2 separate regions of the Homo sapiens genome follow, and region 1 is linked to region 2. A link is a loop called in an ENCODE intact Hi-C map of the cell type or tissue named here. Cell type or tissue: heart left ventricle. All regions are shown on one strand. Links, peaks and the distances in the headings refer to the core of each region. The heading gives the core; the rest is flanking DNA.

Region 1 (12,769 bases), core at 3,402-5,901, 310 kb after region 2:
AAGGGACAGACAGCTGAAGTGCAAAGACTGGATGTGAGAACCAGTTGGGATGAAACCTTCCAGGGATGGCTTGGGATGGACTGAGTAAGGAGAGATTGAAATGATTTTAGCAGATGAGATCAGAGGTGGCCAAAGACTAGATTACATGGAGTCTGGTGCCCATAGGGAAACCTTAGATTCCTTCCTGTGTGCAGGAGAGTCTAAGAGATTTAAAAAGAGAAGTGATATGCCTTGAGTTTGTGTGTGTGTGTGCGTGTTGTATGTTTTCTGGTTTGAGGTTACCATGAAACTTGCAAATACTCTATTGCCCAGGCTGGAGTGCAATGGCACAGTCTTGGCTCACTGCAACCTCTGCCTCCTGTGTTCAAGTGATTCTCCTGCCTCAGCCTCCCAAGTAGCTAGGATTACAGGCACATGTCACTATTCCCAGCTAATTTTTGTATTTTTGGTAGAGACGGGGCTTCACCATGTTGGCCAGGCTGATTTTGAACTCCTGACTCCAGGTGATCTGCCTGTCTAGACCTCCCAAAGTGCTGGGATTTCAGGCGTGAGCTACCTGGCCTGGCTCTGCCTTGAGTTTTGTTTTAAAAACATCATACTGGCTGCTTTGCAAAGACTAAGAATAGACTATATGAAAAATAGTGGAAAGCAAAGAGATTTGTAATGGTAGATAATTTGATAATTTGTCTACGTGGAGACTATACAAAATGATCAACTTATGGATAGATAGAGCCAAATGGACTTGATGGCAACTGGATATGGGATATGATATTGAGAGAAATAAAGGATATTTTCTAGTTTTTGTTTTTAACACAGTGGACAACAGTGATGCTTTCTCACTGACATCAAAACAATTAGTTGAATAGAAATCCTATGGGGAAAATCAAGAAACTCAATTTTGAAAGAGTTTATTTTGAGATGGTTATTAAACACTTAAATTGAAACAGTGAGATATGTTAAGATCTTTTGATTAAATTCTGATTAAACTCTTGATTAAAGAGTTTAGTCCATTTATATTCAGTGTTGTTACTGATAAGTAAGGACTTACTCCTGCCATTTTGTTATTTGTTTTCTGGTTGTTTTGCGGCTGTGTCTTCCTTCTTCCTTCCCTCCCTCCCTCCCTCCCTCCCTCCCTTCCTTCCTTCCTTCCTTCCTTCCTTCCTTCCTTCCTGTCTTCCTTTTAGTGAAGGTTATTTCCTCTGGTTATATGATTTAATTTCTTGCTTCTTATTTTTTGTTGTATTTGTTAAACGTTTTCTGGTTTGAGGTTACCATGAAGCTTGCAAATACCATCTTGTAACCCATTATTTTAAGCTGATAAAAACATGGTTTGCATAAATAAACAGGTAAGAAAAAAACCTAATAAAGACTCTACACTTTACCTTTTCCCCCCAAGTTTTAACTTTTTGCTACTTCTATTTATATCTTAGTGTACTGTCTATGTCTTGAAACATTGTTGGAATTATTATTTTTGATTAGTTAATTGTTTAGTCTTTCTACCTAAGAGTAGTTTACACACCACAGTTACAGTGTTATAATATTCTGGTTTTTGGTCACCTACTATTAATGATGAGTTTTGTACCTTCAGATGATTTCTCATTGCTCATCAAAGTCCTTTTCTCTCTGATTGACATACTCACTTTAGCATTTCTTGTACTACAGGTCTGATGTTAATGAAATCCCTCAGCTTTTATTTGTCTGGGAAAGTCTTTATTTTCCCTTCATATTTGAAGGATATTTTTGCTGGGTATACTATTCTAGGGTAAAATATTTTTTCCTTCAGCACTTCAAATATGTCATGCCAATATCTTTTGGGTCTGCTACCAGACATACTGGAGATCTATTGTATATTAATTTGTTTCTTTTTTCTTGCTGTTTTGGGATCCTTTCTTTATCCTTGACCTTTGGGATTTTGATTATTACATGCCTTGAGGGTAGTCATCTGTGGGTTAAATCTGCTGGGTATTCTATAACCTTCTTCTACTTGAATATTGAGATCTTTCTCTATGTTTGGAAAGTTCTTTGTTGTTATCCCTTTGAATAAACTTTCTGCTCCTATCTTTCTCTTTAATTCCAATTAACTCTTAGATTTGCCCTTTTGAGGCTATTTACTAGATCCTGTAGGTGTGCTTCATTGTTTTTTACTGTTTTTTCTTTTGTCTTCTCTATGTATTTTCAAATAGCCAGTCTTCAAGCTCACAAATTGTTTCTTCTGCTTAATCAATTCTGCTCTCAAGACTCTGATGCATTCTTCAATATGCCAATTGCATTTTTCAGTTCCAGAACTGCTTAATTCTTTTAAATTATTTCAATTTCATTGTTAAATTTCTCTGATAGAATTCTGAATTCCTTCTCTGTGTTTTCTTGAATTTCTTTGAGTTTCCTCAAAATAGCTATTTTGAATTATGTCTGAAAGGTCACATATCTTTGTTTCTCTAGGATTGGTCCCTGGTGTCTTATTTGACTCATTTAGTGAGGTCATATTATGTTGAATGGACTTGATGCTTGTGGATGTTTGTTGGTGTCTGCGCATTGAAGAGTTAGGTATTTACTGTAGTCTTCACAGTCTAGGGTTGTTTGTACTCATCCTTCTTGGGAAGTCTTTCCAGGTGTTCCAAAATACTTAAGTGTTGTGATCTATGCTGTATCTGCATTAGGGGGCACCCAAAGTCCAGTAGTGCTGTGGTTCTTGCCGACTCATAGAGGTATCACCTTGAAGGTCTTGGACAAGATCTAGAAGGAATCTCTGGATTACCAGGCAGAGTCTCTTGTTCTCTTCTGTTACTTTCTACTACACAAATGGAGTCTCTCTCTGTTCTGAGCTGCCTGGAGCTAGGGGTGTAGTGACATAAACACCCCTGTGGCCACCAGCACTAGGACTGTGTTGGGTCATACATGAAGCTAACACAGGACTGGGTCTCACTCAAGGCTTGCTGGAACCATTCTTTGGCTACCATCTATGTTCTCTCAAGGCCCTGAGGCTCTACCACCAACAAGTGGCAAAGCCAGCCAGGCCTGTGTCCTTTCCTTCAGGGTAGTGAGTTCCCTGGCCAGGTCCAGATATGCTGTCCAGGAGCCAGGGATGAGAGTTAAAAAACTTAAAAGTTTACCTTGTGTTCTATTGTACTGGAGCTGTGCTGGCACTCAAACCACAAGATGTAGTCCTTCCAACTCTTCCCTCCCATTTCCAAAGGCAGAGGAGCCTCACCCCATGGCTGTTGCACCACAGGCCCATAGAGAGTACTGCCAGGCTACTGTTAATGTTTCCTTAAGACTCAAGGGCTTTGCAGTCAGATTATGGTGAATGCTGACTGATGTGGGACTCACCGTTCAGGGCAGTGGACTCCTCTTTGGCTTAGAGCAGGTCTAGAAATACCATCTAAGAGCCAAGGTCTCGATACCTTGGCTCAGGTACCCAAAGAGCCTGTTTGACATTCTACCCCGCTGTGGCAGAGATGGTACCTAATGTGCAAGACAAAGTCTCCTTTACTTGTTCCTCCATTTTTCTCAAGGAGAAACAATCTCTCCCCATAGTCACCATAGCTGGGAAGGTTCTGAGTCTCACCTGAAGCCAACAAGTTTCAGGATCTCATCCAAAGCTCATGACATGCTACATAGGTATCAGCTGGTTATTTAGGGTGCAGGGGCTCTTCAGTTAGCCACTGATGAATCTTGCCAGGACTGGGTTCTTCTCTTCAAGGGGGTGGTTTCCCTTTTGTCCCAGAATGTGGCTAAAAATGTTGGTCAGGAGCTAAGGCCTGAAAAGGGGGCCTCATGACTCTGACCAGTGTCCTATCCTGCTGTGGCTGAGCTGATATCCCAGATGCAAGACAAATTCCTCCCCATTCTTCCATTTCCTCTCTTTAAGCAGAAGGAAGGGGTCTATATTGGAGCAACGAGCTCTGCAGCCTCAGGATAGAGGAGGGGTGGAACCAGCACTCCCTTAGCTGCCCTGACTGGTGTCTCAGTACATCATGTACCCCTCCCCGCCCCAGTCCACTAGCTCTGAACTGAGTTCAGCACTAGAACTTGCCTAGGAGTTGCAGACCTTGTGGCCTAGATGCCTTTCAAGTTTACTTAGTGCCCCAGAGCACTCCAGCCCAAGGTGGCTATGCTTGCAGGAACTCAAGTTCTGACTGACAGGATGGGTGATTCCCCTCTGGCTAGGGCTGGTTGAAAGGCTTTCTCTGTAGGTGGGCATCAGCTGAGTTTGGTCCAATTTTGCTTTCTGCTATAACAGAGCAGCACTGAATTAAATGCAATGTCTCACACTTGCTGCACTCTCCCTCTCCCAAGTGGACATATTCTCTCTCCATGCTGCAAAGCCACTGCCAAAGGATGAGGGAGGGGAGGCATAGATGATTCAAGACTGTTTTTCCTACCTCTTCAGTGCCTCTTTCAGTGATATGAAGTTAAAACCAGATACTGTGAGTGCTCACCTGATTGTTGGTTCTTATGAAGGTGTTTTTTTGTGTGTAGATAGTTGTTAAATAGGTGTCCTTGTTGGGGAGATGATAAGTGGAGCATTCTATTCTGCCACCTTGCTCCACCTCTCCCCTCATTATTCTTTTTCATGTATTCTACATCTTAGTTACACTCATTTTTTTAGACGTTCCCAAACTTTGCTGCCCCCTTTTGTTCATAGATGTTCTTGCATCCACATGGCCAAATCAAGAGACCCTTTCTCCAGAGTCTTCCATTTTCTCTTCATTAGAATTAAACATCTTTTCCTATCAACTTTTCTGGGACACAATGTGTTCATCAGGTGTTAACATGTTAGTTTCATGAGTTTGTTCCTTGAGTCACTACATCTTATTTATTGTTGTATCCTTTAAATGCATAACAGAACTGGTAGGCTCAGTGAATGTTTGCTGCATTGAATAAGCAGAAGAAAATAATGACAAGTTTGCCTTCTGTTAGAGGAAGAAGACATGTATTCATAAAATAAAGGCACTAGGAGACAGCAAAAATAACGTAGTCCTGTGGTGATAATCATGTACGAAGAACATAATGTATATCATGTACCAAGAACATAAGGTTGTGTTTTGTGTCATAAGAAAAGGGGAAGTTCATTTGACAATCATTTATTAACCATTTGTTTTGTGCCAGACATAGTGCCAGGAATAAATCAGGTATGATCCCTGCCCTCATGGAACAAGGTAGGAGATTAATCAGTTATTCACCTTATTCAGTAAATGCTCATTGAGCACCAAATGTTAAGGTAACAGCCTCTAATCTGATGGAATTTAGGAGTCCTGTGGTTTAAGTAGTCATTATATATTATTGTCAAGTCCTTCATACTAGAGGTAAGATTTTTGGTGACCTTGAGGTATTTTGAAGTTATAAAGAGGGTTGTTTCTCTTTTATGTATTTTTTTTTTTTAGACTTAGAATGAACAAACTCAGGACTTAGAATGGAGTTTGAGAGCAAGGAGAAGCATAATCCCTCACTCCCAGAAAGAATTGGAATTGGGACAGTTGAGTCAATATTGTTGCAAGTGTTATAAAGCAGAGGCATGTACTTGTGAAGAGCATGATATGACCACATGGATCATCCGGGTTATTGTGGACTTTGGAATCTAGATGAGCCATGATAAAACAGTGCCTTTGGAAACATTGGTTTTATGTTTCATAGAATGTGCTACACATAAACAGTGTTTTATGCACGAAGATCAGTTGTGAAATAATGAGCCATGAGAGAATGTTTCAGACAAATAAAATAATAGTCCTTGAAAACACATTGTAATGTATGATTATGAAATTTGAATAGTATACTATGGAGTCTTAAAAGCTGAAGACTTAAGCAGCTTAGGGACATAAGGCTCTAATCTCTATTTGTGTGAGGTTGAGGAGGATTTGAGAAGGAAGTGAAAGCTCCTAGCATGTCCCCATTACCAGTCCCCTGCCTGTCTCTCCTATCTCAACTCTCATAGCAATAGAGATCAGATTTTAAATTTTGACCATGCCCAATTAGTTTAGTTTCCCAAGGTCATCGTGTAATTTCTACCATAGATTATCTAGTCACATCTCTCCTGAGATCACTTTCCCATTTCATAACTAAAAACTCTTATTGAACATTTAGACTGTTTTGTGACTAACACTCTCTAAAGTCTTTTCTGATGTTCCAGGGAATAACTGATGATGCTGAATCTGTATTCATTTTTACCCTGTATTGAATTATATCATTAACATTCTGATACCCTATTGTAACTATTTGTTTATATATGTTCCTTGCTCAGTAGAATATAACTGTGAAGACAGGGATGTTTTCACTGGGTGAATTTTTATAATCCCAACAAACAGCATAGTGCCTGGACAACTGGAAATCTCTCCCATTTGTTGTATAAAATAATAGATGAGTCGAAGCTGGGATGACCAGTTTTGTTTTGGGAGGGTGAGTGTTGGACAGTATACAGATTTCTTGGATGAGCTTGTTTGTAGAAATTCAGGGCTCATTACAGTTACAGTCTTTTGAAGAAATTCATTGTACTTTGAAAAAAAGAATTGGGCATACCATAAGACTTTCACATCTTGATAGATAATTAGTTCACTTTAGATGAATAAACAACATTATCAAATGATATTGCTTGAATACATTGATTTCTGGAGTCACTTTTGGCTCAAGAAGATTATGGATAAGTGGATAACTTTAGGGAAAGATACAATACCCAATTTTGGGGGGAGGTTTGCTAGTGATCAGTAGAAAGAGTAGCACAAAGGAAAAAAATCATAGTTATGAGACTTCTTGCCCTGTCATAAGCATCCCAGTTGTAATGAGGTTCTATTGTTGCTTACAGAAAAGATATTCCATGGTAGGGCTGGATGCCCACGCAGGCCAATGGCCAGCACATAGGGAACAAGTTGTTCTGTTCTACTTGCTTCATGTAGCTTTTCTTACTCCAGTGGAAAAAAAAATCCAACTAGGTGAGAGTGTATAACCAGAGACAAGCTGCTTATTAGCAATACAAGGAAAAGTAATTGTGCAATAGAGTAATGACAATGAAAATTAGTGCTCATCCCCAGGATTCAAGACCATAGCCACTCAGAGATCACAGGGAGCTTCACATGCTGTCTATCACAGCCAAGCATTTACAAGCCAATATTAATATAAACAGTGCACTAAAAAAGAATGTAAAACTAGACCTATTATGTTAGATCCTGGAAAAAAGGATCTTGGGACAGAGGGCAAGTGTGGACCAATCAAAAATTCGACTTTTGGAAGAGTTATATTTTTCTTTTCTTTTTTATTGGGTTTTTAATGTTGTGTGTAACTAAATAAAATACAGAAGGACTAAAGGAGTTTTGTTCATTATTAATCTATTGAGAAAAATACATGATATGTAAAAAAGATTTAATGTGTATCTTTGATACTTCTTCCAAATCCATGTATTTATAGGAACCAATGAACCAAGAAGGCAGGCAGACTTGCAAGGCCCTCATTACTCTTTGCTATGAGAAGGCTTCAAGTGGGCAGCCTATATTTTCTGATACAATTATTCTTTTTTTAATCTCTTAAAACACATACATCACAGACACACAAGAACACACACCCACACACACACTCCTCAAAAGTAATGTGAACATTCGTTAACACAACTTTCTGTCTTCCAGTTTGTCTACACCTAGAGCATAATCCTCCCTCAATATATTTGTCTCTCTGTCATCATCCTCAGATGGACTTAATGGTGGAGGAGTTAGTACCAAAAGCCTCATGCTGCATTCTGGAAGTTTCACCATTAGCCCAAAAGGGAAAAAAGAGTAACCTCTATGTCTATCCTAGAGGCTTCCTCATTGCAGACCAGACCTATGTGTAGACCCTGAGCATGCCTGCTGCCGCTTCGCTTCACCAGTCCTAGAGGAGTGAGCCATCTGCCAAACAGCATCCTTTAAAAATGTCCCCTTTTACCCTTACCCAAACCCTGATCCCACCTACCAAGCTCCATGCAGCCAGCTGGAAGGCTGACTATGGAGTGAGAGAGAGAGAGAGAGGAAGGGCTGGCTTGGATTGAGCCTCCCTCTTGTTTACATTGCATTACAATTCTTTTAAAAATTGGGGTTTTATGGTATTTATAAATATTTTATTGATTGATTGATTTGAGGCAAAATCAACATGTCTTTCTTTCAGCAATGGTTGTGTGAAGTCAGCTGTGTCAAGGTGTATCCCCCTGTAGGGGCTCCCATAAGTTAACACTCTACTTCTTCAGAATGAAATTCTAAGTCAATTACTTAATGTCCACTTGTAGGCTTAGTTTATTTATCTCACATTCATTTTATTACAGACATGTTTTAAATGCAAGCTTATAAATGAGCATCTGAGCAACTGTGAAGCCGATTTGCTGTGCACTGGTTACCAACTTGTCTGAGTTTGGTGAGACAGAACCCTCAAGCCCAGAAAGTTACATGAAATGGATTCATTAAGTACAGATTGGCAACATGTGCCAACAGAAGCCTAGGATCCATTGTGAGCTGGTCCCCCAAAGCTTGAGAAAATTGCCCAGGGCAGATGGTGTCTCCTCTTTATGTGCCCCATTTGCACTGCAGCTTAGGGATTCTGAAAGACAGCTCACCCTGGATTGTATACTCTGGGGCCTTGTGAGCTGGGCTAAAGAATTGAAGGACATCCTACTTGGGGGAAGAGGGGCCGGAACAGAGCACAGATTGTTCTGGCCTGCTCCTTGCTAATTTTAGAATGTTGCATTCCCAGCACATACTATAGTTATTCTTGAAAACTACAAGCAAAACAAAGGGAGAACTAGGTTGGTCCAAAATCCCCAGAAAATGGTCCTGCAGCAACCACATCCCATTTTATAGACACCAATCTCATTTCTCTCCCACTGTGAGTAAGCAGGATTACAAGGTCCTAGAGCTTCAGAGCTTCTCAGTTTTAAGTATAGTATATTTTAGCATTCCTGGCCCTAGGATCCAGGCTTCCCCAGCAATTCTGTATCCATGAAGCCTTAATTCTGTGACTGTTATAGGCTACATTTACTATGTATTATGTATTTATTCATTTCCATGAAAATGAAACACAAAATAAAACAAAAATGAACAAAACTCTTTTTGTTTATTGTGAAGTGAAGCCCATATAGAGAAAATATAAAGTAAAAAAAAAATCCCCCAAACATGCTAAATATACTGATCAATAAATCATCACAGGAGAACACTCACATAACCATAACAAAGGCCAAATAATCAACACATTGCCAGAGCCTACAGTCTGCATCCCCTAGTTGTGTCCTCTGGATCACTCCTCTTTTATCCTGAGTTTTACCACAGTAGTTCAGTTTTGCTTGTTTCTAAACTTTATTTCACTTGAATAATACAGGATGCATTATTTTGTGTGTGAATTATTTTACTTAATATTATCTCTCTAAGTCCCATCTAAATTATCTTACATCAAGGCAGTTTGTTTTTGTGACCAAGTACTATCCTATTGCACAGGATAATAAATATTCCACAATGTACTTATCTATTCTATAAATGTCTTTAGATATTTGAGTTGGTTCCAAGATTGAGATGTTACAGATAACATTTGAATTAACATTTGTTTGCATGTTTCTTGATGCAAATGTGCATGCATTTCTCTAGAAGTAGATTACTGAGTCTTAGGAAATGTTTGCATTCGAATTTAGTAGTTAATGCCCAACTCTTTTCTAAAGATACTGTAATTAATTCTTCCCAAAGTTTCTTTGTCATCTTATTGAAAACCAGTTTTTCTCTAATTGATGTTTATTTACCACTTATAATTTATTTTAATTATAGAATCAAATATTTTAAGAGTTGTAAAGGAGTTTGCAAAGCAAGTAGCTGTAACTTTTAATCCTGTATGTGAGGAAACCAAAATTTGAGGACGGAAATAAAATTTCTAAGTATCCCTTTTAATGTAAGCAGCTTTCATCTTCTCTGCTAGATTTTATTATTCTTAGATTTCTAAGTACATTTTGTGAATTTGTAAGCAAGGCATTTTCTTTGTAGAACTTTACTCATTGTGATCTGACAAGGCTCATCTAGTTAGAAGCTAAGTAAAACATACATATACATTTATCAGTGTATTCCTCAGATATCATCCTAACACGTTCTTAACTTCACATTATATATGTATAACACAGTTTGAATTGCTTAATGAATAATTTTGTTAGGCTTTCTTGTGGCATTTTTATCTCACTTACCCATTGTTTGTTCTCCAATGTGAAAAACTCAAACTGTGGGAAAACCAATTATAATCATTTTCTTCAGATTTGTTTCTTTTCTGTACCTTGTTTTGTTATGTGGGCATATCACTTATGGAGAAATTGTATATATATATATAATATATATTTAAAAGTGGTTTTAGGACTTAATTAAGAGCAGTTAAAGTGTGGTTATAATGCTAAGAATATTTATTAATATAAGGGAAATTTAATTCAGCTTAACTACAAGCAAACTCTAGATTTTAGTTTCATGTTAGAATTAGATATTATAAAAAAACTATTTATATTGCAAGGAAAGCTATTTAGAAAGATTTAATTTTTGTTGTTTTCTCCTTATGGCACATTTATTTGACTTCTAATCTACTAGAACTTTTAGTTCATCTCAATTGAAGACAGCAATCATTGAGCAACCAACAGAGTGGTGACTATTGAAAATGAAATGCTATAAAGAAACTCACTATTATAAACATCAAGTCCTATAATAATGAGGGAGAAACCAAATAGCAAAAAGTTATTAACGAGGTTTCACCTTGACATACACAGAGCTTGGAAGTCATCCCTCTCATCTTTTCACAAGAAAAAGTGGAATAAAGTAAAAATCAATGACTTTATTTAGACCCATTAGAGACTCTAGGCCATAGGGTGAGCTGCCTCCTTGAAATCTAGAGAGATAGATGAATAGAGAATCAAATCTGAGATAAGCTTACCTGTGAGCCACTAGACTCATAGAATGGTATATAGATGGTAATTTTGACAAACTGCTGGAAGCTGAATGTGAACTAGTATGAGAGTGAGAAATTCCTGGTGGCCACAGTCTTAGAGGTCCTTCATACTCTCCTGGGATTCATTGTTCCTGCCTCTAAGAACGCTACCATGTTCTCATGGTGAAAAGCTAATAAAAAATTCTCTTCTGTATCTAGCAGGGGGAGAGATGAAGTAAATTACTGTGAATTACTCCCACATTCTATTCTGTGATACCTCTCTCTCCATTACAGAAAGACAAATTCTTAGCACAAAGTGCACCAAATTTTCTATAGCCTAAGACTGTCTCACAAATTCTGTTTTTTTTTTTCTATTAACCAAACACTTGCAGAGGAGACAGTGATGTTTATTATTTACCCCCCCCAACCCCACACACACATACACAACACACACACACATACACAACACACACATAGAGAGAGAGAGACCAGAAATTTGGCAGGTAAGAATTTCTTACTCTTTTTGCCAGCATACCAGGTTTCCAGATCCTCTTTCTCTCTAGCTTTTAGAAGAATGGAGCAGCTTTTGTTGACCCTGTTCACTGTGCCATAATTGTGGGAGGCCAAGCAACATTTCAAAAGAAAATCATCTTCTTCTGTTTTATGAAACCATAGACAAAAGCTTCTCAATTTTGCAAGATTCTGCCCAATGGGCTGAATAGGGACCCACATTAATATTTTCCATCCCAGCAGAAGCAAAAATACACATAACAAAAGACACTAGTCACCTCATTTAACACCCAATATCGACCTGGCAAGGCTCAAACTTTTTCCCACTGGTTCCTGTTGTCTTTGATCCATTCAAGATTGGGAGGGGGTGACCTTCAACCAGGAATTCAATGGGTGGTCTCTGGGCAAGATAAAGAGTGGTCATCCTGAATCAAGCCTGGGAAACTTCTTTCAGGGATCACTGAATGTGACCTTATAAATAAGGAAGGTTCTCTGAGTTAGGCCTCCTGGACTTCCATCAATGATTCTGTTATGCAAGTCCATGTGAAGAGACCACCAAACAGACTTTGTGTGAGCAATGAAGATTTTTAATCACCTGGGTGCAGGCAGGCTGAGTCCAAAAAAGGAGTCGGCAAAGGGAGATAGGGGTGGGACAGTTTTATAGGATTTGGGTAAGTAGTGGAAAATTACAGTTAAAGTGGGTTGTTCTCTTGTGGGCAGGGGCAGGGGTCACAAGGTGCTCGGTGGGGAGCTCCTGAGATTCATTGTCCAGGAGAAGGAATGTCACGAGGTCAATTGATCAGTTAGGGTGGGGCAGGAACAAATTATCACAATGGTGGAATGTCATCAGTTAAGGCAGGAACTGGCTATTTTCGCTTCTTTTGTGGTTCTTCAGTTGCTTCAGGCCATCTGTATGTATACGTGCAGGTCACAGATGATATGATGGCTTAGCTTGGGCCCAGAGGCCTGACAAATTCCTTCAGAGATCCCTTCCACATATAGAAACACACACACAAAGACAAGATGGACAGAAGGTGATATTGGTTAGTGGTGTCCCCACCCAAATCTCACCTAGAATTATAGTTCCCATAATCCCCACATGTTGTGGGAGGGACCCAGTGGGACATAATTGAATCATGGGGGTAATTACAGCATGCTCTTTTGATAGTGAGAGAGTTCTCATGAAATCTGATGGTTTTATAAGGGGCTTTCCCTGCTTTGCTCAGCACTTCTTCTTCCAGCTGCCATGTGAAGAAAGACATGTTTGTTTCCCCTCCTGCCATGATTATAAGTTTCCTGAGACCTCCCCAGCCCCGCAGAATTGTGAGTCAATTAAACCTCTTTCCTTTATAAATTATCCAGTTTTGGG
Region 2 (12,769 bases), core at 6,576-9,075:
GTCAGTGAATAGGTGTGGCCATATGGGTTTCAAGTGTTGGAAACTAAGAAGGCGCCATTAACAGAAATTGGTGAGGAATTTCATGAAGGTGAGAAGGAAGCCCAGGGGGCACAAGGTGGGTTCTAACCTTGTGGTTAGACATACTTTGAAATTTCCCTTTTTTTTTTTCTTTTGAGACAGAGTCTCACTCTGTCACCCAGTCTGGAGTACAGTGGCATGATCTTGGCTCACTGCAGCCTCCGCCTCCTGGGTTCACATGATTCTACTGCCTCAGCCTCCTGAGTAGTTGGGATTATAGGTGCCCGCCACCACGTCCAGCTAATTTTGTATTTTTAGTAGAGACAGAGTTTCACCATGTAGGCCAGGCTGGTCTCAACCTCCTGACCTCAAGTGATCCACTCGCCTCGGCTTCCCAAAGTGCTGGGATTACAGGCGTGAGGCACCATGCCTGGCTGAAATTTCTCCTTTTGCGTCCTTTTGGAGAGAGAGAGAGAAAGAGAGAGAGAGAGAGAGAGAGAGAGAGTGTGTGTGTGTGTGTGTGTGTGTGTGTGTGCCTAATATGGAAGCCTGCTGGTGAGAGCCATATCCATTTTAAACTGTTGAGTTCTCTATTTAGCTGTTAAATTCCATATGCCTGCCAAGATCCATATGATAACCAGCCCCTCCAGCATCTGCTTTTCTTTTTTATTAAGGCCCCAAGGAGCATACACAATTCCTGGTGTAAGTCAGCATTTTGCCAGAGTGCCAGAAAGGATTCTCACATTCCACAGAGAGAGACTCCACCAGAAATTTGCTCACTTCCCCTTTATTCTTGACTCACAAACCCCAACACTCCATGTTTTCTGCCTCTTGCACTACCATGTGGTCCTCACCACCCCACAGGGCTCTGGGCAACAGAGATGGACCACTTAAATCGTGTTTTTACAGTAACTCCCCATAGGACTCCTTTGCTTTTACTTCCTGCAAACTCTCTTTCCTGATCACTTGACATTTTTAGAAATTTGGGATGATGATCTAAACGCAGAAATGTTGTCAAAATTTAAGATTTTGTTCTTAGTTGCTTTAATTTTCCTTTACAGAATGTTTCCTCTTCCTAACATAGTGTGTGTGTGTGTGTGTGTATATATATATATATTTTAACATGAATTATTGTAATTCCTATTTACTTGTGTAATCCCGTACATTATATCCTTAAAGGACCTTAGGTATTATTGACTCTTTTATCTTAGGGGTGAAGAGACCTGGGCCTGGAGCAGTTGTGGCTTGCCCAGGTGCCCACATTTTTACCAGGTAAAAGAGGTTCTTAACACCCAGGTCTTCTGACCACAATCTCGTGCTTTGCACAATCCCAGCAGCTCTGTGTTCAATTTGAGGGTACGCATCCTCTATGTTCTGTGAAGCAGTTTGCTCATTGGAAGATCCAACATTTGGCCACTGAATTTCTGGGTAGTCAAGAATTTCCCTTTATACTTGCTGGAGATGGTGGCAAGGCCATGTCACCTAGTGTGAATACAGGCAGGGCTTAGGTGCCCCCACCAATGTTGGTGCCCTATAAACCCATGCACTTGACATCTTCAGCCTTCAGGCTTCTGAGGCCCCATGGTTACCTTTTGGGGTGTCTTGAAGTAAGGGGGGGAAGACCTGTGACTGCTTCAAAAGGAATCATGGTTTTTCTCTGAAAAAATGAAGCCTACTTGGTCACCAAAGAAAGAACTGGAGGCAGCAGAAACCAGAGAAGAGAGGTAGTCAGTATTGTTCACAATAGAAAGTGGTTATCTATGCTTAGCACCCAGGATTTGACCAGCAAACCATGTGTGCATGTGTGCTTGTGCCTGTGTGTATGCCTGTGTGCCTGGTTTAAGAGAAATTCTGAAGCCCTAAGGGAGAAATAACTTTTGCTATTCTGATGAATTATCTAATTCACTAATTAGTTAATTAGGGATGCTTTGAAATGAAACTGCCCCAGGTCATTTTTCACGTAAGTCTGAGTCTATTTTAGACTTTCTTTGAAGTGTGCTAGTTTGTGGTGCCTCATGGCCACCAGGCATAGTGACATTTTCTTTCGTAGACTTAAATGGTAGAGGGTGTATGAAATAATGTGCTGAAAAGTGCTCGAGTTAGTTGTTTCTTACGTAGATACACTGGATAAACGGCAGGAAGACTCCTGATTGTAAGTATCATTTGCCGGATGCTACCCAGGTGTGCAAATGTGTATACATATACACAGTTCACACAAACACACAGAGACACTCACACAAATATACATACTCTTTCGCATATACATACACATTCATACATGCACACTCGTTCACACACATTCACATTCACAAATTTGCTCTCACACACACATACATATACAAATCTAACACACACATACTTACACATACACTCACACACATTCACAAGTATAAACTCACACACTCTCACACAAACTCAAACACTTACACATACCAACACACACATTTGCTCAGAACATACATATGCACAGTCATATGCATGCTCACACATGCACACAATGCACTCACAAAAATACTTACATGTATACATATTGCGCACTTGTGCACACTCACACATATGTGCATGACATGCACACATACTCACACACTTTTATACACACTCAGTACACTCCTATATACTCACACAACACACACAATCATAAAAGCTTACTCATACACATTCTCGCACATTCTCTCTCTCTCATACACACACACACACACACACACATAACACGGTCACTGTCAGAAGTCAGGACACACACACACAAGACACAGTCACTGTCAAAAGTCAGGCGGAGACCAGGCATCCCATTTCCACTGTTATGAGTTTTTCAAATACATGTGTTTTTTTTTTTTTGTATTTTGTCAGCTCAGCTCTTTTAGAAGTAATAATCAAGCGACAGTTTTCATCAGATGTTTCTATTTTAAACTCTATCTTTCCAAGGACCTTCCAGTCATATGTTTGCAATAAAACAGAAAAGTGATTTCATGGGGAAAGAGAACTCTGAAAATTCAAAATGAACCAAAGTTGAATATATCATGGACATCACTGAGAGATGGTTGGACAGAAAGTTTCAGTGTCTATCTTGGGGAGAGGAGCCAGAGCCCTGTTCTTTGAATTTCTAAGCCAAGATCTGTGAACCTTTACCAGCTGCGTGACTGGGAGCAAGTCCCTTAATTTCACCAAATCTCCACTTACTCATTTGTAACATGGATTTCATAGTACTTGCCATCTTCATTTTTAGGAATGTTGTAGGAGTCAAGGGTATAATGCATGTCCAGGGAGTTTGTCAACAGCAAATTGCTACTGTTGAGAGGAGAGAGGAGATCTCAAGCTGAATTATTCAAGAGCAAATCTCCATGCCTACAGTTAAAAATGTGTAGCCTCTCATCACTCAATTTATCATCACATATTTAATGTACTTATAGTTCTGGAATTGTTACATAAACAATCTTCTGAGCGGTGCCTTAGGTATGCTCACTGTAAAGCTTAGAACATTCCAGAATCCCCAGTGAGTGTCCACTTGCGTTTTTAAAATTTTATTGTTTAATTGACAAATAATAGTTGTACATGTTCATGGGTTACAGAGTGATGTTTTGATACATACAATGTATAGTGATCAGGTCAGAGTACTTAGTATACTCATCATCTGAAACATTTATTATTTCTTTGTTTTGGAAACTTTCAATATCCTCCTTTTAGCTCTTTGTAACACTATAAAATACTATTATTAACTATAGTCATCCTACAGTGCTATAGAGCACTAGAACTTATTCCACCTACCTAGCTGCAATTTTGTGTCTGTCACCAAATATCTCCCTATCCCTCCTTTCCTCCTACCCTTCCCAGCTTCTAGTATCCTGTGTTCTTTTTTTTACTTCTATAAGATCATTTTTTTTTTAGCTTCCACATATGAATGAGAATGAGAATATATGGTGTTTAAATTTCTGTTCCTGGCTTTTTTCACTTAGCATAATGCCTTCCAGTTCCATATCGTTATTGCTGTGAATAACAGTAATTCTTTTTTATAGCTGAATAGTATTCCCTTGTGATATATACCATATTTTAAAAATCAATTTATCTGTTGTTGGACACAAAAGTTGATTCCATATCTTGGCTATTGCAAATAGTGCTGCAGTAAATGTGGGGGTGCAGATGTCTCTTTGATACCATGATTTCCTTTCCTTTGGATAAAAAATTACCAGTGGTGGGATTGCTGGATTATATGGTGGTTCTATTTGTAGTTTTTTGAGGACTCTCCATGTGGTTCTCTATTATGGCTGTACTAATTTACATTGCCACCAATAGTGTGTAAGAGTTCTGTTTTGTCTGCATCCTCACCAGCATTTGCTAGTTTTTGTATTTTTGATAATGGTCATGCTAACTGGAATGAGATGATACCTCATTGTGGTTTTGATTTGCATTTTTCTAATGATTAGTAATGTTAAGCCTTTTTTCATATATTTCTTGGCCATTTGTATGTCTTCTTTTGATAAATATCTCTTCAAGATCATTTTCCCAGTTTAAAATTAGATTTTTTTTTTTTTTTTTTTTTGCCATTGAGGTGTTTGAGTTCCTTGTATACCTTGGCTATTAATCCTCAGTTGAATAAGTAGTTTGCAAATATTTTCTCCCATTTTGTAGGTTGTATTTTCACTCTGTTGATTATTTCCTTGCTGGACAGAAGCTTTTTAGTTTGAAATAAACTCATCTGTTTATTTTTGTTTTTGTTGCTTGTGCTTTTGAGGTCTTATTCGTATAATTTCCTAGACCAATGTCCTGAAGTATTTTCCTATGTTTTCTTCTAGTAGGTTTATTGTTTCAGGTCTTGCATTTATGTCTTCCATTTTTAGCTGATTTTTGTATATGGAGAGAGGTGGGGGTCTAATGTCATTCTGCATATGAATATCCAGTTTTCCCAGCACAAACTCATTCATAGAGCTCATGAGCCATGTAGGACATTCATCAGTGTGCTCTTGACTGAGTGCAGACGTTCAGGGGGTCAACCAAATGGATTGTTTAGAAACAGGTGGCTCATGGTGAACCTGCTGTGATGCTGTGTTCACTCCTCAGTTGCCTCTCAGAGAAGTGGGTGCATCAGGAGCTCTGGCTAACTCCCCCAAACCCAACAATGCAGAATGTAGGAGGTGACTGGGGCCCAGTGACATTCTAGGTGCCATCTTGAGAAGATCAGAGCTGCAGCCCCTAATTGCAGCTCTAAGATCAAAATGGGAGTGAGGAGCTTTTGGAGTTTTTATAAACCTCTGTTTACCTATACACATTAGTTGCAAACCTTGGAAGTGAAGAAGGACTGGTGTCTCCTCCTGGGGATATTGAGGGAGAGATCAGGGCTGAGGCTACCTTTCAGCCAAGCCTGGAAGGAGAAGACCCCACTGAAGGATTAGTGATGCTGTGCTTGATGCCCAGACCCCTCCTATCACAGGCCCAGTGCAGAAGTCACTACCCACAGCGTTCCGTGCCACAGAGCACCAAGTCATGCAGGCAGAGGAGAGGCAAAGTGTGAATATTTGTCAAATGATTGCATGGGTGTTGAAATGCTTGCTGTGTTGAGAGACAGGGCCAGGGAAGAAAGAATTTAAAGTATGGTAGACGTTTGATGCTGGGGTGAGGAGTTCAGATGAAGAAGAATTGGAAATAATAATAACATACATGGTCTGGGGAGTTTATCCCAGAGACCTTTATGTGTAGAATTAGGTTTAATCCTCACCACCCTTGAGTGAGGCAGGTGCTGAGGTGATCACTTCACAGATGGGAAAACTGAGGCCTGAAGGTTTAAACCCTTGTTCTGGTTACAAAGAGAATAAGTAGAGGTGAGCTGATGCCTAGACCTCTTTTCTAGGGAAGTCTCCCATTCATTCCACATTGGGGGTTTGCTCTCCCACAGTATCTTTCATTGGAACCACAGCTCTGGGAGATTGTCTCCACTTTGTAGATGAGAAACAGGTTAGAGAAGTGTCATGTCAGAGCTGGGATTTCAGCTCCGGCTCCTGTGACCTTCCTGGCATGATTGTTCTCCAAGGAAGATGAAGGTGGCAGTGGGTGTTAACTCCAGGAGAATTCAGAGCAAGTGTGGGCAGCTGGGGGGATCTGGAGGAAGTGGGGATCCAGGGCCCATTTCTCAGGAGAGAAACTCCTGGGTTTGGGACTTATTGATGAAAGACAACAATGGGGTAGCCTGAGCTGAGGGTGCCACTGCCATGGAGAAGTCAGGAACAGTGTTTACTGCAAATGTGAGGTGTCATGCCTGGCCACCAAGGAGGGCCAGCGATGGGTGGCTACAGTTCAAAATATAGGTTTGGTGAGTGGGCCATGGAGAAGAGAAGGGAAGGAGAGGAAAGATTATACAGCCCTGGGAAACTGTCATGGTTTGGGAGAGGAGGAGGAAAAACAACAATAAAGGGCAGTGAGCAGTTTGTGGCCAGAGGTTCAGGGACATCCAGAACCATTGCATGTCTGGGGAACCAAGAGAGGGCCATTATATGAAAGGAACAGGTGTGGGAGCCCCAGCCAGGGGATGGGCAAGAAGGGGCTGGGAGAAGATGTGGGGCTGGGGTAAGCCTGCTGAAGGCATTTCCACTCTGCCTTTTTCTGGGGCCCTGAGGGGACTCGCTCTTGGCCTGCGGCTATACTGTGGGATGTCTCTGTCCCACCACAGTGTGTGCCTGTGAGTGAGGCTCAGCCTTACTCTTCTCAGTCTCCTGCACCTGACTTACACCTCCTTTCAGGAAATGACAATGAGGACATAGAGGTGTTTGTTACGGATCAATTTCAAGTAGAACCATAACCCAAAGGGGCAGCACTCTCACAGAATGATCGACTTCAGCCAAGGGACAAAAGGGTGTTTGCTCATAGTGGAAAAGGAGAGAGAGAAACTAAAAATTAGGAGCGGGAAGTAAGACTAAGTGCAAAATCCCTGAGAGATTCTAGGTGAGCTGGCCATCCATTTAGGAAGAGATGGGCTGTAGGAGTAAAGTCTCATCACTGAGGAAGGTGCCTGGGTAGGTAGTGCAGGAGGAACGTAACCTGTATCTTAACCAATCAGCACTTTGAAATCACAAAATTCAGAACTCCCTGAATTCTGGATCCAGCCAGGACTGGATCCTTTCATGGGTTGAAAGGCTCATTCTAGTCACTGGAGCTTATGGAAAACTAAAGAGTATTTTTATCATGAATATTCCATTTTTGACATCTGTTAAGTATTAGGAATATCTTAGACACTGCGCAGAACACGAACTGAACACTCTTGGCAGGGGCTGCTGGTGAGTGTGCTCTTAGGTAAAGTAAGCGGACACAGACCCCCTGTTCAAGAGAGGAAACCATGGCTGTGTCATCAAATGGGCCGCCCTGGGAGACACCTGAGCAGTCAGGACACACCCAGAGTTGTGCCTTCAGGGTTTTATCGTCTTTTCACATCACTTTTTCCTATTATCGTGTCATGCGTTCCCATTTTGCCAGTGAAGAGTATGAGCCTCAGAGAATTTATGTGCCATTTACCTGGTAAGTAACCAAGTTGGAATCAGAATGAGGAAATGCAGGGAAAATTTAAATTTCATTCCTTCATATCACAAATATCTCTTGACATGTGTTTAATTAAAGTAACGAACTGAGATTTACTCCATGGGGAAACTGTAGTCTCAATAAAGGCACTTGGGCAACTCCAACTCCTTGACTTCTGGTAGTTTACATTCTTGATGTGATTTTTGTATATATTTAGGAGGCTAAAGAGGCCAAAACCAAAAATGCAATCTTTTCTATGTATTGTTTAAAAGTGAATAAAAAGTATTCCTTAATTTGCTTTATTAGAAAAGTATTTCTTTTAAAATTCCTGATCCTTTATGCATTAGGGCGAAGGGTGAGATTTGCACCTTGTCACCACTAGATGGCAACATCTGAGCGTAGAGTTCAGGCTCAGCGCGGTGGGCACCAACATTCCACAGGGCGCCTGACATGCGGCCTGGGATGGCGCCTCAGAAGGTTGGGCCAGCCAGCCAGCAAGCACCTGTTCCCTGATCCTAAAATAAACCATGGCGGGTCAAAACTCCTAATTGGTTCTATACACCTCTGAAGCCCAGCTCTCCTCGCATTCCACCCTGCTTGAAAAACTAGCAATGGCTCCCTCCAAAGACTAATGTCACCTATCGTCCCCAGATAGAGATTTGATCAATCCTTATTTCTTGACTTTTTCTGTGCCCTGTGTTGGGGAGTGTGGTGTGTCCAGGCCCATCAGAGCTGGCCAGCCAGCCTGGTAGAGGGGTATTGCTCATGGCCATAGAGCCACTGAGCAGGACAGCTGGCCAGCACCCTGGACGACTGAGGATTCTGTCCACAGACACAGACTCATCCACAGAGCTTGTGAGCCATGTAGGACATTTATCCGTGTGCTTTTGGCTGAGTGCAGACATCCAGAGGGTCAACCAAATGGATTGCTTCAAGCAGGTGGCAGCGTGCCTTCCCCGGCATGCTGAGCTGCTGGCCTTCTCCCCACCTCAATTCATTCCTTGCCTGCCCACTACCAGACACATTTAACCTATACCTCTTTGCCACTGTTTCCTCACAGTTGGGCACAGCATTTGGCACAGCTGCTGGAGGAGTCTCCCTGGCCTTTCTGCCCTGAAGAAATCACTCCTGAGCTGTGTGGCTGGGCTCAGGGCCTTGGACTCTGCAGCTGGGATCTCTGGGTGGGATTCAGGCACATGCCTTGAAGCACCCAAGTTAGCAGCAGTCGTTGAGGTGTTTGTTAGTCTATGAACCTTTCCAGTACCCACTCCCTCAGTGGCTCACTGTTCCAGAGACTGCACCACATCCTGGCTATGTGATGTGAATGTCTGATTCATGCCTTCCAGGGCAAACAATCAAGTCAGAGGAAGAGGCAGAGAGATTCTAACATGAATATAAGGGTTGAAGTCCACGGGAGGTGGGGAGGCAGAGGGAGGATGATTGCTCCATCTGGGACTTGGGGAAAGGTGCAATTTGGTAGATAGAAGGACCTACAGGCATCCACCAGGCTTGAGAGAAGGTCCACGCACCCCCTCTTTCTCCTTCTTCAGAATTTCTTCTGGCTTGTGGGGCCTACCTCCTTCTACAGAAGTTGGATTGAGAAGGGTGGGGCTGTGCTCCTCCTGAGTGTGAGGAGATCCAGAAACCTGGTCCTTAGGCAAATGTCTAGGTCTTTCTTCACTTACATGAGGCCTGAGCTACTTCCCCTTGGGAGGAGGTGTGGCATTGCTCCCTCTCTTTGGCCTGGAGCAGGTAGCCTCATCTGGCTGTTCCCTGGGAACCTGGTACGTTCGCTTTCCACAGTGCCCTTCCCACACTGGCCTTGGTTCACATATGGGTAATCCAGGATCTAGCTATGGGTTGGGAAGGAGTCGGGCTGTGTAGTCATTGGCTGCTTTGGTTCTAAGTTTCAGGTCTTTCAGCTAGATGGAGTTCTCTCCAATGGCTCCAGCGAGGGCTGGGAAGACAAAATCTAATAAAATAAAGCCTGTCTCTTTGCTCCGCCTTCTCTCTATGAATGTCAGCATGTTATGAGTCTAATAGTCTACTTGGCAAATCATTCTTTCTTCTTTTATATAGTATGCAATTTCAAAGAAAATTTGTATTTGTTTGTAGTCTTGAGTTCAAACCTTTTAAATTTTTAGATGGCCAGAAAATTAATTAGATAGGCATGAACTTCAGTGTTTTGTTGGATGGCTGACGGTTACGAAGCTGTTAAAGGATCTTCACATGCTTTTGTTTTCTGTTCTGACTCTGTATCAATTCTTTTGAACAGCAATTAGATGACAATTAAAGAATCCTAATGGGAAGAGATCTCTCAAATGTCTGGTTCTGTTTTGCTTTGTTTTGTTTTCCCTGCACTCTATCTCTAGTGTCTCAGTTTGTTTAGGCTGCTATAAAATACCATAGACTGAGTGGCTTCTAAACAATAGAAAATATATTTTTTACAGATCAGGAGGCTGCAAAATCCAAGATCAAAGCCCTGGCAGATTTGGTGTCTGGTGGGAGCTCACTTCCTGGTTCACAGAGGGTGCCTTACCTTGGTGTCTTCACATGGTGGAAGAGATGAGGGAGCTCCCTGGGGCTCCTTGATAAGGGCGCTGATCCCATCATGAGGCCTCTCCTGTCCCCTACCCCGATCTGATCACCTCCCAAAGGCCCCACCTCTAATACTGTCACTTTGGGGGTTATTTCAATGTATGAATTTTGGGGATATGAACATTCAGACCACAGCACCTACCAAATGTAATGTGAGGCAGCATCAAAGTGCTCATGATTGCAAGTTTTCTGCTCAAAAGTGGGACATTCCTAATTGCCAGAAGAGCTTGGACCATCCCCAGAATAGGCATCACTCCCTGGGTAGGTGGAAAAACACAGAGGGTCTTGCCCACAGCTAACGGATGAGTTCTCTGAGGGATTCCGGTGGACTGTTTCAAGGCAGCGTTTTAAATCCTTTCTCAAGAAAGGAAATTGTGGGACCCTGGGGAAATCTCGTTACACATTTCTTTTGCCCTATTTGAAATATGAAGTGATGAGTTTTTCTGTAATCTTTCTATGGAGGCACCTATATCCAAAAGGACAAACAAGCAAGACTTGTAAATAAAGAAAGTTCAAGCAGCAGGTTTCCACTGTTACTCCTTTTTGTTCAATGAAAATATGCAGCCAGTCTTGCAGGAGTAGGTGCTAGAACCTCTACAGGCCTTGTTAATATCTAATCCCTTCATTCTACCTTCTCCCCTGAGATGGAAAAATCCCTATGTTGGTCATGTTCAGGATTTCAGGTTCTACTTTACATAGTTTTAATTTTAATAGACTTAGTAAAAATAACTGCAAGCTTGTGCTATGTACAAACACAATTTGTATGAATGAGTCAAGGAATCATTGCACATAACCCAAGAGGAGTTTCTGCAGGCAAGCAGAATTCACAGGGCTCGTGGCAATCAGGAAGGACTGAGGAGGCTCTCATGGAGTGGAGGGATTTGGGATTAAGGCTGTGAAGTCCAGTTTCACTCTACCTTTACTATGTAAGTACTCTTGGAAAATGTACCAAGCATCAGTTTGTTATCTGCACAGAGAAGGTAATTCTAACAAAAATATCAATTTAAACAACCACAGCTTTTGTGCACTGACTACTTCTCAAGGACTCACTAACTTATTTATTGTAACACAAGAAGTAGATGAGTCAGTGGGGAGGAAATGGGGCTTGAACTCAAAGTGCCTCTATCTCAAAGAGTAATTTGAATATTTTCCATGTTCATGGAAGCAGCTATAGGGAGGTGTGAAAATCTATCTGTGAAGAGCAAGCACTTCTTGAGAAGAATGGGATCCACATGAAAAAACAGACTCTCATGGTGTTCATGAAATTGAACAAAGACCATGCTATACACAGCAGGACTAGATTGTAAATCAAACAACCAGAGAGTCTCTTGTAAAGAAACATACTGAAAAGTGAAATCATGTTGCATGATGAACAACAAACCATCACTTGTACTAAATGCCAGTATTCAGGATATGGGGAAACTTCAGGACATGGGAAAAATAAAATCCTTTTAGCCAAAAGGGCAGTATAGGCCAAAGGAAAAAGGAAGACCATATAAAAATGAGTTCAGAAAACTAACTTTGAATAAGGGCCCAGAAGAAACTGGAATTCCACTGTAGGTGTGCCAAAGGGAGGGATTGACATTTACAGTCTAAGATATATGAAAATGTTTAATCTTTCATGAATCTTGTAATTTTGTCGAGCTCCACACTCTTCCCACAAGGTTCCAACATAGAAGATGGCAGTTGGTTATGTTTTTTAACTTCTGAATTTTACCTGTAAAATATATTCTAACTTGGGAGTCTTTGTCTTAGTAGGCCATGTAAATCTTTTCATTCTTTTTAGAGACAGTATGTGTGGACATACCTACACTACTGATGGACACTGAGGTTTCTTATAGTTTGACTTCCATAATATAACCTCCTTGTGCATATCTCTAACAGGGAATGCGTGTTTGTGTTGGACCTAATGCCTAGAAGCTCAATTATTGAGTTAATGATAATGTGTATTTTGATAGGTCTTGCCAATTTGCTGTTCTAGTAATTTTTGATAATTTCTACTTTAATTAAAATATATAAGTATACATTCCCACCATGGATTAATATTATCAATCACTTAAATTTTTGTGGCCAGGTGCGGTGGCTCATGCCTGTAATCCCAGCACTTTGGGAGGCTGAGGCGGGTGGATCACGAGGTCAAGAGATTGAGATCATTCTGGCCAACATGGTGAAACCCTATCTCTACCAAAAATACAAAAATTAGCTGGGTGTGGTGGGGTGCGCCTGTAGTCCGAGCTACTCGGGAGGCTGAGGCAGGAGAATTGCTTGAACCCGGGAGGCGGAGGTTGCAGTGAACCGAGATTGCACTACTGCACTCTAGCCTGGCTACAGAGTGAAACTCCATCTCAAAAAAAAATTATTTTTTTGCATATCTGAGGGAAAAATTTTCGTTTTTATTTTAATCTACATATTTCTAATTATAAACAAGATAGAGATTATGTTTTATGCTTATTTACCATTTATATATTTTCTTCTATAAATTGTTTATATCTTTTCCCCATATATTGTACTGTATGTATTTTTTCTGAGTGATTTATATTATCTTAACTCTTAACTATTTTATCTTAACTCTGAATATCTAGGATGAATTATCTTTTGTGGTCTTTGAAGCTTATAAAATTTGAGGCGTCAGCTGCAGGAGAAATAATGCAAAATT

The links. A loop is a pair of places that touch in the nucleus more often than their neighbours do. Peaks named below come from ENCODE experiments on the same cell type or tissue, not always from the same donor. Only the 100,000 strongest peaks of a DNase experiment are listed, where the experiment ranks them.
Region 1: it touches region 2 in a loop (2.8-fold over the local background); 48 of 110 quality-filtered maps call a loop at or near these places.

The regions. Positions count from the first base shown.
Region 1 is chr7:46,768,836-46,781,604 of GRCh38, reverse strand. No RefSeq gene overlaps it. Among named protein-coding and RNA genes, the nearest start is that of SNORD151, 690 kb to the left of the region's middle. In heart left ventricle, for the core only: a CTCF peak has its summit at 4,646 (motif pointing left); no DNase peak of the experiment used is centred there.
Region 2 is chr7:47,084,126-47,096,894 of GRCh38, reverse strand. No RefSeq gene overlaps it. Among named protein-coding and RNA genes, the nearest start is that of SNORD151, 370 kb to the left of the region's middle. In heart left ventricle, for the core only: CTCF peaks have their summits at 7,682 and 7,891 (motif pointing right); a DNase peak (open chromatin) is centred at 7,944.